Regions from separate parts of the Homo sapiens genome. Here region 1 is linked to region 2. A link is an interaction called in ENCODE POLR2A ChIA-PET data of the cell type or tissue named here. Cell type or tissue: CD4-positive, alpha-beta T cell. All regions are shown on one strand. Each heading gives the region's core, and the rest is flanking DNA. Links, peaks and the distances in the headings are about the cores only. Region 1 overlaps MSL3 (MSL complex subunit 3). Region 2 has its middle 67 kb from the start of MSL3.

Evidence for each region. Peaks named below come from ENCODE experiments on the same cell type or tissue, not always from the same donor. Only the 100,000 strongest peaks of a DNase experiment are listed, where the experiment ranks them.
Region 1: POLR2A ChIA-PET joins it to region 2 with 5 read pairs; 4 of 35 experiments call an interaction of 5 or more read pairs at or near these places.

Annotation. Positions count from the first base shown.
Region 1 is chrX:11,764,491-11,769,874 of GRCh38, forward strand. MSL3 (MSL complex subunit 3) reads left to right here. Exons shown (of 13, transcript NM_078629.4): 9 at 977-1,239; 10 at 4,083-4,192. Among named protein-coding and RNA genes, the nearest start is that of MSL3, 8.9 kb to the left of the region's middle. In CD4-positive, alpha-beta T cell, for the core only: no CTCF peak of the experiment used is centred there; a DNase peak (open chromatin) is centred at 2,201; H3K4me3 peaks cover 2,068 bases; H3K27ac peaks cover 2,650 bases.
Region 2 is chrX:11,822,642-11,828,025 of GRCh38, forward strand. It overlaps a transcript of FRMPD4 not described here. Among named protein-coding and RNA genes, the nearest start is that of MSL3, 67 kb to the left of the region's middle. In CD4-positive, alpha-beta T cell, for the core only: no CTCF peak of the experiment used is centred there; a DNase peak (open chromatin) is centred at 2,540.

The DNA of each region.
Region 1 (5,384 bases), core at 115-5,114, 58 kb before region 2:
TGAGGGGGCAGGGAGGGGGATCCTGCAACCTAAAGTCTTTCCCTTAATCTCTATAAGGTATTGTGCTCGCTCCCTCTTCCCTCTCTTCCTGAGAGAGTGGTCTGTTCTCATGATTTCCACTCATCTGTCTCCTCTGTTAACCACTTATTATCTGCCTTCATCTACTGCTGTGCTGCAAAACTTTGCCTGCACGTGAACTGATAACCTCCCACTTGCAGTGTGCTGCCCTTTTTCTCGGCCACCTTGCCCTGCCCTCCCTTTCTCCCTCTGCTTCATGGCTGTCAGCTCCCCAGCTTCTCTTTCCGCCTGGCCGCCATCTCCTCTCAGCCATCCTTCCTTTGGTAGCTTCTCTCTCTCCTTTCCCTTTCCCCATGTCAGTTTCACCCCAGGTGAGAGGCCTGCAGGACTCACTGGGGACCTATGTCAAAGTCCCCAGGGCCTACTTCAAACCTTGAGACTCCTCCGGGGTGGGTTGTGTGTTTTCACACAGCAACCCCAATGCTTTTCTTAGTCCTGCCAGTAGTTACGTTTCAACGAGGTGGTAGGGTATTCTTGTTCTCTAGACCAGCGTTTCTCAGCCTCGGCCCTATTGATGTTTTGAATCAGATCTTTCTTTGTTGTGGGGCTGCCTGTGCAATATAGGATGTTTAGCAGAATTAGTGGCCTTCACCCACTAGATGCGGATAACACCTCTTTCCTCAGTTGCAGCAACCAAAATTGTCTCCAGACATTGCCATCTGTTCCCTGTCAGGGCAACATTGCTCCCACTTGAGACCCACTGCTCTAAGACACATATAACAGGGGCATCACAATCTTTAATGCCAGCGTGCCTTGCAGAGTTATGGAGAGGGTCCAAGTGACTTCGGTACATATTTACGACCCTCCTGGAGTAGAGAGAGCATTTCGTGTCTTCAGAAGCACTCCATGTTCTGGAAAGGCCCTTTGAGCCATGTGTGACATCCTCCATCTTCCCTAGGAGCCAGGAGGAACTCTCTCCCAGTCCGCCTTTGTTGAATCCATCCACGCCACAGTCCACAGAGAGTCAGCCGACCACCGGTGAACCAGCCACCCCCAAAAGGCGCAAAGCTGAGCCAGAAGCATTGCAGTCTCTGAGGCGGTCCACGCGCCACAGTGCCAACTGTGACAGGCTTTCTGAGAGCAGCGCTTCACCTCAGCCCAAGCGCCGGCAGCAGGACACATCCGCCAGCATGCCCAAGCTCTTCCTGCACCTGGAAAAGAGTAGGTTCATTCTCGGGTGCCCCAGGCCGGGGAGAGCCAGCGTGTACTTTGTGTTTAGTCAGTGCCAGGCATGGTGCTGAGGTTACATGTGTGTGTGTACAGTGCGTGTGATTCCCATGTCCAAAGTGCTGTCATGCTGCCTGCTTTCTGGAGCTGTAGAAAGTTGAAACACCTGGCGCAGATTGCAGCGCAGCTGTGTTGGAGGCAGGACTGGGCTGTTTCCTCAGCCTTTCTTTTTTGCCATCACTCTACCACTTGTGAGCAAATTGAGTTATCAGAATTCTATGTATTGTGTAGCTAGGCCTAATGAAGCATTCAAAATGAGCAATGCTAATGGGTTGTTTAGCTTTTTGTTTTCTTTGTACTCTGTCTCTGTAGTCTCTCCATTCTAAAGTTTAATTTGGAAAGGTCTGTCCTGAATTATCAAAGTAAGAATACTCAGATTTCCATAAGCTCTTCTCACCTCCTCTTAGCCCAACTCAAACTCCATCAGATCTTCTCACCTTGATTTTGAGCTGGAATGTTTCAATGAGCAAAATAAATTAGACAAAAGTTTACTTTCTTTTTTTCCAAAATACACACAGGTTGATTTGCTGTAATATAAAACTTAGAAGTAAACCACTGCTAATTAATCATTTTAAACTTTCAAAAACTGCTAAAACAGGTGCCATGAATCAGGTACAATTACTGTAGAAACTAACATTAGCTATTATACACTAACCAGGCATTTTTCCCAAATTAATTACAATCTGGTTGTTTAGCCTATGCTAATTAAGCCCTCTTAGTAGTAGTATTCACTTTACATTGAAGACCTCATTCACAAATACAGGGTGCTCTGTGCTTATATCCTTCCACCCTTGACTGCCAAAAATGTGTGAAATGGAAAGTTGATGGCAGCAGGGCCGACGATGTCACCTGGTGCCTCGCGGGCTCAGTGAGTTAGGAAGTCAGCAGCAGGGGAGGCAGCTTGCATGCCTGTCCCCCGGCACACTGTGTGGAGGTGGAAACAGAGCTACGCCAGCAGGCGCCAAGCACCCAACTCCAGAGATGGAAGCCTGGTGGCCTTCCTTTCACAGAGCTCAGCTGCTCGCAGGCTGTGAAATCTAAGACACCCCTCATAAATATCAAAAACACCTCCAAAGCTAACGTCAGGGTAAAACTACTTGGAGTCGAATCCCCATGCCCCAGTAGGTGTATCTTGTGTATGACCTGTGCCCTGTTCTTCCCTCAGCCTCGCCTGCTGTGCTGACTCCTTCAGGGGTCCTTCTAAGCATCATCCTGTTGGAACTCCCAAAAGTCATCCCAGTGCCATTCTGTGTTCAGGTGCCCATTTCCTTGTGTACATCCTGTCCCTGCCACATCCATAAGCTCCTGAGAGAAAGGTCTGACTTGTTGATTGTGTCACCCCATCACAGCTCAGTGTTGGTGGCATAGTTCCAGGTGCGTGAAAGTATTTGCTGATTCTTTGAAGATTGGGAAGGCTCAGAAGGGCAGAGTTGAAGAAGGCATACCTTTAAGAGAAGCCCTTTGAATAATCAAGTGCTAAAACAAAATCAGGTGCTTTTTTAAAACAGCTTGATTGAGATATAATCCACATACCTTAAAATTCACACATTTAAAGTTTTTAGTGTCTCCAGACACAGTGGTTCATGCCTGTGAGACTGGGGCAGGAGGATCACTTGAGGCCAGGAGTTCAAGATCAGCCTGGGCAATATAGTGAAACCCCATCTCTTAAAGAAAAAGTTAGCCAGGTGTGATGATGTGCACCTATAGTCCCAGCTACTTGGGAGGCTGCAGCTGTGGCTGTGGCTGAAGCTGGCGGATCGCTTGAGGCCCAGAGTCTAAGACTGCAGTGAGCTCTCATTGGGCCACTGCAGTCGAGCCTGGGCGACACAAAGAGACCACCCTGTCTGATAGATAACTAACAAAATAGTTTTAGTTGGGCAAAATTAAAGAGTTGGGCAACCATCACTGAAATCAGTTTCAGACATTTTCACCACTCCAAAAAAGAAACCCCACATCGACTAGCAGTTACTCATTTGCTTCTCCCTATGTCCCCTGACAACCACTAATCTATTTGTCTCTATAGATTTGCCAGTTTGGGGCATTTCATATAAATGGAATCATCTGTATGTAAGTGGTTAATAAGGATTGGTTGATTGAAGATTGAAAAGGGTCAGCTGGGAAAATTTTTAAAAAGACTGTTTTTAAAAAGGTGCTACAAAATAAAGTGCTATCTTTTTCTGTTTCTCTTTGTACTTTTTATTTTTTATTTGTATTTATTGATGTGAAATTCACATATAAAATTAACCATTGTAAAGTGAATAATTCAGTGGCACTTAACAGCTTCATTGACACATCCACATATACAGTTCAATCCAGTAGTTTTTAGTGTATTCACAGAGTTGTGCGACCATCTGCACAGTCAATTCCAGAACATTTTCAGCACCCCCCCACGAGAAACCCCATACCCAGTAGCAATCACTCCCCACTTCCCCTTCTGCAAGCTCCTGGCAACCACTAAGCTGCTTTCGGTCTCTCTGGATTTGCCTACCCTGGGTATTTCATATAAATGGAAACATAGTATGTGGCCCTTTGTGATTGGCTCCATTCACTAAGCATAGTCTTTTAAGGTTCATCCACATTGTAGCATATGTCAGTGCTTTATTCCTTATTTTTTTAACCAAATAAAATTCAGGTGCTATCTGTTAGGAAAGTCTTATCGTTAAAGGTTGGTAATTTCTGAGAACCAAGTTTAGATTTATGTTCTGCAGTTTTTAACAGTCTTGAGGCAGTCTTTAATTCAGTTGCTGTGTGAATAATTTCATCTTTTTCTTTGGAAGAGACACCTGTGCATAGCAGATCATCTTCACCTATTCCTCTGACTCCTAGCAAGGAAGGGAGTGCTGTGTTTGCTGGCTTTGAAGGGAGAAGAACTAATGAAATAAACGAGGTAAAGAATGTTTGATGTTTGTTCCCAATGGTTCCTTTATTTGTGATTACTTCAATTCTATAGGTGGAAGTCAAGGTTCTTAAAGCATCATGTTGCTGCTATTACTGTAAACATTATCAAAATTGTACGTAATTTTATGCTTAACACTGTGGGTTTTGGTTTCTAAAGTGAGAAAATTGTTAGGATTCCAGCCCTACACTGACAATCATCTTTTAAATAAGTGCAATTATTGAAATACCAGTATTTTTACTTTATAGAACAGATGTCAATTTCCACAGAGGGCCAGAGGGTAAATACTTTCGGCTTTGTGGGCCATATGGTGTCTGTCAAGGCTACTTAACTCCAAAAGTAGCCACAGATAGTATGTAAATAAAATGAGTGTGCTATATTCCAATAAAACTTGATTTATGGACACTGAAATTTGACTAGCATTTAATTTTCATGTGTTTGAAAATTTTTTTTGTTTTTCAATCATTTAAAAATATAACATCCACTCTTAGCTTGTGGGCAATATAGAAACAGGCAGTAGTTGGGCGGGATGTGACCAGCAGGCTGTAGTTTGCTGACTCCTACTTTAAATCCCTGATTCCCCTCCATCATTAACAGTAATACCAATAGCCGTCCCTTCAGGGATGGGCTCTAGGCCACCACTGTGCCAGACACTTGAACCAAATACTTTGAATTCTCGAGATCAGCCTTGCCACCAGATTTCCACTTGATAGATGGGAAAACTTTTCATTTTAAAACTATTTTTAAGGCCCATTAGGTGATCTGTAGGTGGTGAGTTTGTCAGGGATTCTGAAGACGTCTCAGTTTATCAGCATATTCTGTGAACGTCTCCTAGGAGGTGAGATTTCCTCTTTTTTTAAGGTGAGTAGGAGTTGCACAAGGGAAAATGGCTTTGCTAGGCAAAGAACATTTTTTTCTTTTTTTGACACAGGGTCTCACTCTCATGCTGTCACCCAGGCTGCAGTGCAGTGGCAGGATGTTAGCTCACTGCAGCCTCTGCCTCCTGGGCTCAGGCGATCCTCCCACCTCAGCCTCCTGAGTAGCTGGAACTACAGGCTCATGCCACCATGGCCTGGCTAATTTTTGCATTTTTTTGTAGAGACTAAGTTTTGCCATGTTGCCCAGCCTGGTCACCAACTCCTGAGCTCAAGTGATCCTCCCGCCTCTGCCTCCCAAAGTGCTG
Region 2 (5,384 bases), core at 221-5,220:
TGGCAGAATCTCCTGAAGGATTGGAGGTGGTGGCCAGGGCAGAGGCCAAGGTCTTGACAGAGGCCACTGACGAGGTGAGTGTCAGGCATGCCCCCATCTCTATTGCCTGGAAATTTGTGGGGAGGCCAATCAAAAATCAAGGCTACTCTCTACTTCTATGGATACTGTCAGTGCCCTTTAGGAAATCTAAAATCTAAAAGAGTTGGGTCTGATTGGTTGGGACTGTTTCTATGTGCCATTTACTAATTTATTTCTGGTTCTTCCTTTAGTTAATAGTTTTCTATTAACTAAACTTGTTTTCTGATGTTCTTGGCATAGGAAAGTTGAAAAGGAGACTGGCTACGTCCCGACTATTTCCAGTTTCAGATATTGTCACCTTCATCACTCAGGAGACAATTTCCAGGAAACTAATTACTGAGGGAATTCATGATTGGGTGGGATGACATGTGAATTATAAAGATATTAACTTCAGTTTGCTGTCAACCCATGATGTGATAGAAACCTGTTCTGTCATCACCTAACTAACGGATGCAAGAGACTAAAGGCATTCAATTTAAGTTACATATTTGCTTGGATTTTAGAAAAAGGCGTTTGTCACAGGAACTCTCAAAGCATGCCAAAGGGGACATTTGAGGGCTAAGTTTATGATAATATAATAATAATAATTATTATTATTATTACCATTTATTGCTAATATTTGTTGAGTTCCTACTATATTCGAAAACTTTACAGGCATTACTTCTAACACTCCTTACAATTCAAGGAAAGTATCATTATCCCATTTAACCTGAGGCTCACAGACATTGGATCATATTCAAAGATCACACTGCCAGCTGAGACAAAACTGAAATCTATATTTCTTTTCTTTTCCTATTTAAATTCTAAAATTGGAGCTCATGTGACTTTACTGGGGTCAGCAAACTTTTTCTGTAAAAGACCAGATAGTAGATATTTTCAGCTTTGCCAGCCATACGGTGTGTGTTGCAGCTACTCCACTCTGCTGTTGTAGCACGGAGGCAGCCATAGACAATTCGTAAATAAATGAATGTGGCTATATTCCAATAAAGCTTTATTTGCAGACACTAAAATCAGAATTGAATATAATTTGCACATGTCATGAATTATTATTGTTCCTTGGGTTTCTTTTCAATCACATAAAAATGGTAACATTGTTCTGTTCACAAGCCATATAAAAACGGGCGGCAACCCAGGTTTGACCCACAGGTAATAGTTTGCTCATCCTTGCACTGTACAAAACTGCCTTTCTAACAACTTATGAAAATAATGAAGTGAAAGCAGCTGAGCTACATATTTTACCTAAGGGAGCCAAGCCAAATATGGGGAAGCTGATGGGACCATAGTTCTTATTCTGGCTCTACCATCAAATTAAATTTATAGGTTTAGGTATGTCTTAAAAACTTTCCCAGATGAGATTCCTAACAGCTCCACTATTCTTTCGTCTTAATCATAGTATGCCTGTACCAAATGATTTCCATAAAATCACAATCTGAATATAAGGTGACAAATTTGGTGGCGCCATCAGCAATATGGGGAAGACTTGGGAAAGAGTAGGTGTGTGGGTAACATCAAGAGTTTAGCCTTGAACAAGTTAAGTTTGGGGCACATAATAGACGTAAGTGGGGACAGTTGGATATAGAAATCTGGAATTCGGAGAGATAGCAGGACTAGATATTGAAATATCGGAGCCATTAGCATGTAGACTGAATCTGAGTACATCATGGCATCTTTTAGGGCAGGATTTCATAACCTTGGCCATTGACCTTTGGGGTGGAGTAATTCTTCATTGTAGGGATTGTCCTGTACATTGTGGGATGTTGAGAAGCATCCCTAGTCTCTACCCACTAAATGTTAATAGCATACTCCCCTCAGTTGTGACAACCCAAAATATCTCCAGACATTGCCAGACATCCCCTGGGGTGAAAGTCATCCTTGGTTGACAATCACTATTTTAGGCTGAGAATGGTCCTTCATGACTCCAACTTTGGAAATCAGAAAGAGGAGGAGAAAATGGGAAAAGAGACAAAGAAGGAGTAGTCAGTAAGTAGAAAAATTCATATGCTGGGTCCCAAATGTCTAGACTAGACTTGGTTTAACATTTGTTGAAAGCCAGAGGTGGAGTGTGGACAAGAGGTAATGCTCCAGAGATCAGGGCTGAGCCACAGTGAGCTCCACAATATTTTGTTGATGGGATTTCCAGTGGTGGTTAAAGGGATGGGGTAAACCAGGCTCTAAATGCATGGAGCCTGAGGGTGATGCAATGGACAGAGTGGTGTTTTCTAGTAGAGAATGGTTAAAAAAAAAAAAAAGTGGTTAAAAATAGCACTGGGAAACCAAAGATAGATACCTTTACATGTTTCTTCTTCTTTCTCATTTTATTTTTAGAAATAACTCTCAAAGGATAAAACTGTTATGGTCTGGGTGCAGGAGAAAAACAAGAACAGAAATAGAGTTTCTGTGGTTTTGAGGAAAAGCAAAAGTACTTGAGAGATGTGGTTTTTGGCATCCTGAGCTGCAGGATGTGTCTTCTTTGTGTGTGTGTGTGTGTGTGTGTGTGTGTGTGTGTGTGTGTGTGTGTGGTCTCTTCACTCATCTCGTGCCTAATTGTAGTAAAAAAAAAATAGTGAACGGCTTGTGTGAACTCTCTCTATACATTTAAAAATTGAAGAGCTATGGCTTGATAAAGGCTCAACACAAAGGTTAAAAAATTGAATCCCTCATATTGAAATTAATGTCATTAAACAAGTATGCCTCTTAGTCACATGATAATAAAATACCAAAAGAAAGGGAAATGTCTGCTTTTTTTCCTTTTAAGTCTTCTCACTTCAAAATGAGGATAATAAACTTACCTTATGAGGTTATGTAGGAGTGATTATCAGTGTTTAATACTTAGTTGGACTTCTGTAAATGTTTAAAAATAATAACAATATGTATCCTGATAGTGGTGGTTACACAAATTTAAACAGGTAATAAAATTTCATAGAACTATATATACCGCACCCCCCCACCAAAAGAACACAGAAAAGGAGTGAAATCCAAACAAGATTATTAGTTGAGTTAATACTATTGTACCAACGTCAATTTCCTCATTTTGACAATGTGCTACAGTTATGTAAGATGTTCTCATTTAGGAAAGCTGGGTGAAGGGTACACAGAGCTCTGTATTATTTTTGCAAGTTCTTGTGAGTCTTAAACTATTTCAAATAAAAGCTAAGACTATTGTGTAGCTCAGGATCATTTTGTTTTATTGTCACCTTTACCTCATGGATTCATTTTTGGTTTTTAATAGAGACGTGTACCATAAGTAAGCCAGATTATTAGCTTTTATTTATAAAAGACAAAATAATATCTGATCAATATATGTTTAAGCTAATGCAGTAGATTATAATCCAGATCATGAACCTAAATTGCTCTTAATAAGCATGTAGTCACAAAGTTCAATTATAGGTGAAAATCTGAAATTAAACAGGACTGCCATTTAGTTTTTAGTTTTAGCATATTTTATTTTTGGATAGTCCAGGACTCATCTAAGTTTGCCAAAGATTGAAATAGTCACACAACACATTCTTAAAGTCCCTGAGAAGTAGAAAGTAGAGGTGGCTTGCCTACTTTTTAAGGTGAGAATTTCTATTTCAGCAGACTTTGGGGAGGGCAAGCATCTTCTGTCTTGCTGATATGCCTAAGATGTGATCTATTTATATTACAAACCATATGCAGAGCCTGGCAAGCCTCTCTGCAAATGAGCTCATTCGCTCTGCCCTAAAGGAGGAGGATAGGAGGGGGCGAAAAGACATTAGGGACCTTTAACAATCATTACACCTCTTGATGCTGATTGAACAGGAAGGATAAACAAAATCTATGATTTCTGACAGGAAGCATAAATAATAAATACCTGTCAAGGGGAACTACATATTCTCTTTAGTCATTTTTATAGGTCATCAAAGTCAAGTTCCTAAAGACTTGAGTACTTTTTAATAGGTTTCTCTTTTTGGCATGTTGTACAAATTACAAGTACAGATAATTTCAGATTTATCTTGCCAATGGGCCTCCTTCGAAGTGTGATAAATTCTATCTAGAGCTTCACTCAAATCAACTAGTATTAATAGAACATTTATCCAGTGTTAAATAATTAGATCTGTCTGTAAGGAAATAAAGAAGAGCAGTTGCTGACCTCAAAAGGTTCCCAGACAAAGAGGAATGAGACTAGAAAACAAAGTGTATTACAAAATGCAAGCACCGTGAGAGAGGTACATACAAGGCTCAGAGAAAGGTATGAGGAGGAGGTGTCATGAACTGTTTTGGACAGTGTGTGGCAAACTGGGCCTGCAAGAAGGGTGAATTTCTGGGGCATGCTGAGTTTGCCACAAGAATTTAAAATTTTTGTGTTTTATTTAGATGGAAATTATATATATATATATATATATATAAAATATATATGTTCTGTATATAACATATATAAAAGGTGTATTTTATATATAATATATGTAAATTATATATAATATACATTTTATAAATTATACCTTTTATACCTAAATGATACCATATATAAATTACATATATTATATCATATATATGGTATAATTCTTTTTTCCCCAGTCATCTGGATGAGTGTGGGTGTGTATCTTATTGAATACTCACGGCCATGTGATCTTCATGCATCTGTGCACTGTTCAAATGGGTGACTTAGTTTAGTTTAGTTCAAATGAGTAATTTGCTTTAGTTTGAATGGGTGGAAGTAGATAAGAAAACCGAGTCATTTCATAGCAAAGGGTAGTTGGGGACATGGGACTGAAAGAATCTGGACTTGAGCATCACTGGCATATTCGGAGTTCCAGTGGTTGTTTTGCATAGATGTCATCTTTATTTGTACCAAGTAGCAAGACTTCTAAGAAGATATGTAGTAGTCCATATTTAATGAAGAATTTGTCTGTTCGTACTTCCAATCACAACTGGATAAGATAGCCATTTAGCGCCTGAATAATGCCCTGGTGCTTACCCTGCGTTTAAGGGAATCAAAAAGCTGTGCCTGTGACGGATTCATTCCCATTTCTCCATATTCTTGCCATGAGCAAGGTAGTAGAAATTTTAAAACTTTAATGAAAATGCCAAAAGAGCTACAGATGCATGGACAGCGTATCAACAATGTATCAATCAAATTTATACTTAGTTGCTAGTAAAAAAATTATAAGAGAGTGGCTTAATTTATAGCTTTATTAAGTCCAGAGTGGGTAGTCCAGGGTTGTTCTGATGGCAACATGATATAAACAGGGACCAATGCTCCTTTGGCTTTCTGCTTTGTCATCTTTTGGGTATGACCCTAATCTTCCTGTTCTCAATATGGCTGTCTGCACTCAAGCCATCATATT